Linked DNA regions of Mus musculus: region 1 is linked to region 2. A link is a loop called in an ENCODE intact Hi-C map of the cell type or tissue named here. Cell type or tissue: heart. All regions are shown on one strand. Each heading gives the region's core, and the rest is flanking DNA. Links, peaks and the distances in the headings are about the cores only.

Region 1 (2,909 bases), core at 243-2,742, 59 kb after region 2:
CCTCCAAAGAGTCTGGTTCCAGTGACAAAAATGCAAGGAATTCTGGAGTTCTGCGATGGGGGTGGGGTGAGGACACAGGTAGGAGTAGGGGTTCTTGGGCTGGCGCCACGTGCCCGAACCAGATTCTAGTAGTGAGATCAACTACTCCAAGCCACTCCCCCACCCCACCCACATCACTGTGCCATACCTCTAGGGAACCTTGAATATGATGTGATAAGTGGTTCTCCATCGTCTGTCCAGGGTGGGTCAGCTTATGAGCAAAGCTTGCCCCTTTCCACAAGAGGCCACCAACTCAACTCAAGGGGCCCAGTAGTCAAAAAACACCCTAAGAGGCTCATGGTCCCACCTCAGCGGGCAGGGGCCATGAGGAGGACAACCCTGCACTGAGCCTAAGGAAAACTTAGCCGCATCCCCATAGAAGGAGCTACCTGCAGGGGATAACTAAGAATTTAAGAGCATCCTTTGGGCCTAAACACAAAGCCCAAGCCAGAACCAGAGCGCACAGCCACACCCTCCTGCCTTCCGGGTACAACAGCTCTACTCACATTGACTCCTCCCCTCGCTCTTTGGGACACACCCTCAGTTTAGGTAGGTCAGCCTGTTTCCGTGTATGTGAGGCTAAGAGGACCACGAGTCTGACGCTAGAGGAAGAGTTTGAAAATAAAACAAGATGCCATGTGTAGATGTTTAATAGAGACCCCGGACACAGATACATCCACAGGTTTCTGCTGTTGGACCCTCCATGTCACCCTAGCCCTCAGAGAGATGGGTCACTAACCTTCAGGGCACACTTCTGGCCAGAGCGCCGATGGTAGCACTCCAGTACCTTGCCGTTCACACCCAGACCCAGCACTTGCTTGGACAACTGGTAGTCATCAGTCACCGCGTACTTCTTGGGTTCCCGTCGCACACCTGGGGCCGGAGCACCACCCAAGGCGGACCCGCCGAGCGCACCTGGCGGGGGCACAAGACTCCCCTTCTCCCCTGCTGTCTCGCCATCCATGGCCCCCACGGGGCGCTCGGAGGTAGCCCCAGCCTGGCGCGTCCAGAGGCACCTGAAGGAAAGGGAAAGAGTCACTCCCCACCGGGACTTTTTGGACACACCCCAGCTTTGGTTTCTCCAGAACTAGATTGACTGGGCTCCTGGCCCAAGACAAGCTGGAAACTGCCTGAGAGTACTTACGTACAGCAGGGGGAGGTGATCCCTCAGCCCAGGCACGTGTCAAATTAGGAAGGAGTCCGGCGCTGTATAGCAACAAGGTCTTGAGAACCAGCCATACAGAGACCCAAGAAAGGCGGACCAGGCGAAGGCGCACTTGGTGGCAAAGCACTACACGAAAATCATGGTGCAGGCGAGAGTGGGCAAGAGATAGTGATCCCTGGAGTCCGCTGAGGACCGGAGCCCTGGACCCAGAGTCTCGCCGCCCGCGTCCCACGTGACCCCCCACCCCCGCTTCTCGTCGCGTCATTCAGACTTGGGGCCCCGCTAGGTCAACCTTAAAGGGCCAGGCTAGTCCGGGTTGGGCAGGCCAGGGCAGAGCCCCTGGCAGACTCCGCCTCTGAGTCGAGACAAAATGGGGCGTGGCCTCGTCAAGTTCACTGTAACTTTCGCAGCGCCCTGGGACACCGCTAGGAGCTCCTTCAACTGTTGTACCAGCCTCCTCGGATTTTATCTGTGATCTAGAAAAGTTACAGCGCAAGACATTTTGTTTCTCTTGCGGGCTCTTGAGTGAAGTGTTCTTTTTGCTAGCTGCCAGGGGGCGTTTTAGACTCCCAAAATTTCCAGGTAGCTAAGTGTTTCAGAATTCAACTTTTTGAATGTTTAGTCAGCGTGCCCTGGGAATTGGCATGTTGTTGTCTAACCCGCCACTCATTTCCTGGTTTAGGGCATCTGTCTAACAACTGGCTAGCTTTCCTTTCTATGCACTTCCTGACTAACCTTTTGACTTTGCAATTCACTTGTCATTCCAAATAAATGTATTGGGCCACATTCATACTTCCCTGGACCACTTACAGCCCGTAGCCGTAAGTTGAACACACTTGGGACGCTCTTGAATCAGAAATCTCGATTTCCCATTTGGTCAGCTGCATCAACTTTTCACCTCGTGATTTGAGCTTTAGGTTCTAAGAATCTCAACTAATAAAAGTTCAAGTTCTGGCCATGGTGATGAACACCTGTAATTGCAGCGCGAGGAAGGCTTAGGCGGGAGGATTGTGAGGCTAACCTAGGTTACATCGTGAGGCTATGTTTTTAAAAAATAAAATTAGCTGGGCATAGTGGCCTATGCCTTTAATCCCAGCGCTCTGAAAGCAGAAAAAGACGGACCTCAGTGAGTTCGAACCAGCCTGGTCTGCAAAGAGAGTTCCAGGACAGCCAGAGAAACTCTGTCTCGAAAAACCAATCAATCTTTTGTTTTGTTTTTGTTGTTTTTTGGTTTTTTGAGACAGGGTTTCTCTGTGTAGCCCTGGCTGTCCTGGAACTCACTCTGTAGGCCAGGCTGGCCTTGAATTTAGAAATCCGCCTGCCTCTGCCTCCCAAGTGCTGGGATTAAAGGCGTGCGCCACCACGCCCGGCTCAATCAATCAGCCTTAACATTAAAATCCATTTCTTCCATCCAATTCCTCTATTCGCTTTAAATTTTTCCCTTCTGCACTTAGACCTTCACCTTTTAGCCTATCATAGATATTTTGAGCCAACTTTCCCACAAGTCTACAGAGCAGGCGGCGCCACAGGCAAGCCCTCTGAGCAGGTCTCTGCTGCCATCTACAGACTATATTCAGAACTGCAGCCACCCGGACCTCTGTCCCACCCAAAGGAGGCTGTGTCCGGCCTTCCACCACAACACACACAAAGATGCCTGGGCTGCACTCTGCAACTGTCAGTGGCCAACAGAAAATTGGTGCCCTTC
Region 2 (2,909 bases), core at 123-2,622:
AGAGGAGAAAGAAAGAAAGAAAGAAAGAAAGAAAGAAAGAAAGAAAGAAAGAAAGAAAGAAAGAAAGAAAGAAAGCATCAAAATTATACCAGACCACAGCTACAAAGAAACTATCGTCAGAGTAACAACAGGCCATTTAAGATCTAAGGTGTATGCAATCCTATGCTCCTCTGCAGGGAATGACAATTTTTTCTAAAGCTAATCTCATTCCATCTGATTGCTTTGAATTACCAGACTCAGAACTAACACACCATTATATAGTGTCATCACTGTCTAAGTATTAATGGGGAGATTAACATTTACAAACTACTTAGTGTGTACTTGTTTGGTTTTCACAACCCTGTAAGATATGTTAACACGAGCCCTCATTTACACATTAAGAAAATTATTTACATAATTTTCCCAAAGCACCAGTAAAAAAGAAGCCAGCACTCTGAATCCCACTATCAGCATTACTTGAGAGTTCCTCCCCAGAAGGGAAAAATTTATCAAGTACCACTGGACAGCTGACCACTTTCACACTGATTGTTTGTTATTCTAATTAAGTAGTTCTGATAGCAGAAGAACCATCAACTCCTCATTTCACAGTAGCAACTTAGTATTCAAGGAATGCTTTAAATAGAAAAGGTAAAAGAGTCCCTAGGGGTGAATCCTGGCCTGTGCACCATTTCCTAATTCCTTTTCAAAAGACTCTAGAACTTGGGGTCTTTTACCAGGTCCTCTGTAGCATAGCTAATTATAAACTTTAGAATGTTAGTTTTCAGAAGAAGATAGAGGGCCCCTCTACTATAAACAGTATTTTTACATACCTTGCCTGATGGTATTACAAAACGATTGCACTTTACAAAACCACTGCGGTTTACAAAGTTTCTTTATAATGAATTATTAAGGAAATGCTGTTAGAACTGTTGCATTGATTGAAATAATAATTTGCCTTTAAGCAATATACTTCCTATACATTTTCTAAAATTTTCCATTACAAGCTAAGAACAAAAAACCCTGCACACTCCACATTTTAAATATTTGTAACCAAATCCAATAGGTTATTTACAATGATGTAAAGTGGCTGGCCACGAAATACTAACATTGTAAAGATAAAACACTCAGTCCCTTAAAAACTGAATTTTTTTTTAAAGAAATGGAATATTAAAAGAAATCGTTAACCTTCGGGAGTTTCACCTAACAGTTTAAGAAGAAACTAAGGAGTATCGTTCTCATTTGAAAACAGATTTGTTTTTTTAAAAAATGTCAGCAAAATGCACTAAACTTTAACAATGATGTATGTCCAAAACAATTCCCACAGTAGTAGAGGAACTATTTCTAACCCTTAAAGCAAAATAAAGATCTGCATCATTTTAGACTGAGCGAATGAGGTCAACGTTTTGCATCCTTTTTTGTAAGCTTCCAATCGGAAAATAAACAACCATCGGGCTCATCAACCTTGGTGCAGAAATTCACTAAAATCAAGGTTTTGACTGCTGAAGATGCATCTTCCTGGGTAAACTGTCCAGCGCCTCACATCACAAACCTCCCGCAACTGCCCCGGCCTTGCGGCCCCTCCCGCTCGCCCGCCCGCCCGCCCGCCCGCCGCACCTGCTGAGGCCGCACCGCCAGCGCCCCCTGCCGCCCTCCCGCACCCAGAGCCCCGGGCCCATCCCCGCGCTGGTACCGCACCCGCCCCGCGCCGAGGCCGCACAGTGTGCGGGCAGGGGCGGAGGAGCCGGGGCAGCAGCAATCGAGGCGGGGCCCGGGACTTGGGCACGTGCCCCCGAGCCCCCGCCGCTGCCAGGCCCCAGCCTCACCTACCTACGCCGTATTTCTCCTCCTCCGTGGGGGTCCACATGGCCGGGCCGGGCGCAGCCCCGCGGGCGCGGCGGCTGGGTGACAGCTCGCAGGGGACGGCCGCAGGGGCGGCCGCGGGCCCGGCTGTGGCGCACCGCGAGGCAAGGCGGGGGCGGTCAGGCGGCGCGGGGCAGTAGGCGGCGCATCCCTCACAGGCCGTCCGGGATGCCACCGCCACCGCCGGATGCCACGTCCTGACCGACCGCGAGACTCCACGGGCGGCCGAGGAGCCCCTGGCGACGCGGGCGAGGGCTCACCACCTGTCCGTCTCCACCGTCCCCGCGCCGCCGTTCGGTCCCTCACAGCTCCGTCGCTGGCTTCCCGGCGCCGCCGCGGCTCGGATCGCCTCAGCGGGCTCGCGGGACGCCCGCGCATGCGCCGCTCCCTGGCGCGCGGGGGCTCGCAATACCCGGGCTCGCGCCGCCCGCCCGAGCCCGCGCGCGAATCCACGAGACGCCGCTGCGGGCCAGCGGAGGGAAATCTGCGAGAAGGGATTGGATAGCCCGGCCCGGGAGGCCAACTCCCTCCGCCCCCCCCCCAACAGAGCCTTTGGCTGCAGCTACCGCAGAACGGGGTCGTGGTCCTGCGTGAGGAAGGCCACGGTGTCTCATGCCAGGCGTACTGAGATGGCCGCTCCACCTCTTGTCAGAGAGAGGAGAACCAGTAAAAATGGGGACATCGTTATTAAACTCATGTCGTTGTCACATTGCTATCACAGCCACATCCTCTGAAAGGTCCTCTTCTGCCATCCCGGGGCTCAGGGAGTAACGGGAGGGAGAAGCTGGCAGAATGGGATCATCGCTTCAAAGGAACTGAGTGATGTGCAGGGGGTTCTTGGGCTCCTAGGATGCCGCATATAGGCCAAGGCTTCTAACACCTCCTGAGTTCTTTTGTTGACTTGGCTGCTGTGGTGTGTGTGTGTGGCCTGAACAAGCTTAGCGGCCTTCATGTTCAAGAAGTCTTTCCTTTCCCAATTATATCTAGTTGTGTACCCCAGACCTATGCCACCGCCTCTGCGGGACATAGGTCTTCACCTCCAGCCATCCTGAGGTCTGACTCCCTCCTAG

What was found. Peaks named below come from ENCODE experiments on the same cell type or tissue, not always from the same donor. Only the 100,000 strongest peaks of a DNase experiment are listed, where the experiment ranks them.
Region 1: it touches region 2 in a loop (2.4-fold over the local background); 29 of 42 quality-filtered maps call a loop at or near these places.

Annotation. Positions count from the first base shown.
Region 1 is chr9:107,288,342-107,291,250 of GRCm38, forward strand. Mapkapk3 (mitogen-activated protein kinase-activated protein kinase 3) reads right to left here and starts at 1,536. Exons shown (of 11, transcript NM_178907.3): 1 at 1,184-1,536; 2 at 779-1,055. The coding sequence starts at 1,003. In heart, for the core only: a CTCF peak has its summit at 1,643; DNase peaks (open chromatin) are centred at 520 and 1,500; H3K4me3 peaks cover 1,515 bases; H3K27ac peaks cover 1,192 bases.
Region 2 is chr9:107,229,666-107,232,574 of GRCm38, forward strand. It overlaps Dock3 (dedicator of cyto-kinesis 3), which reads right to left and starts at 2,244. Exons shown (of 53, transcript NM_153413.2): 1 at 1,807-2,244. The coding sequence starts at 1,843. In heart, for the core only: a CTCF peak has its summit at 1,645 (motif pointing left); DNase peaks (open chromatin) are centred at 1,746 and 2,316; H3K4me3 peaks cover 1,272 bases; H3K27ac peaks cover 667 bases; H3K27me3 peaks cover 1,678 bases.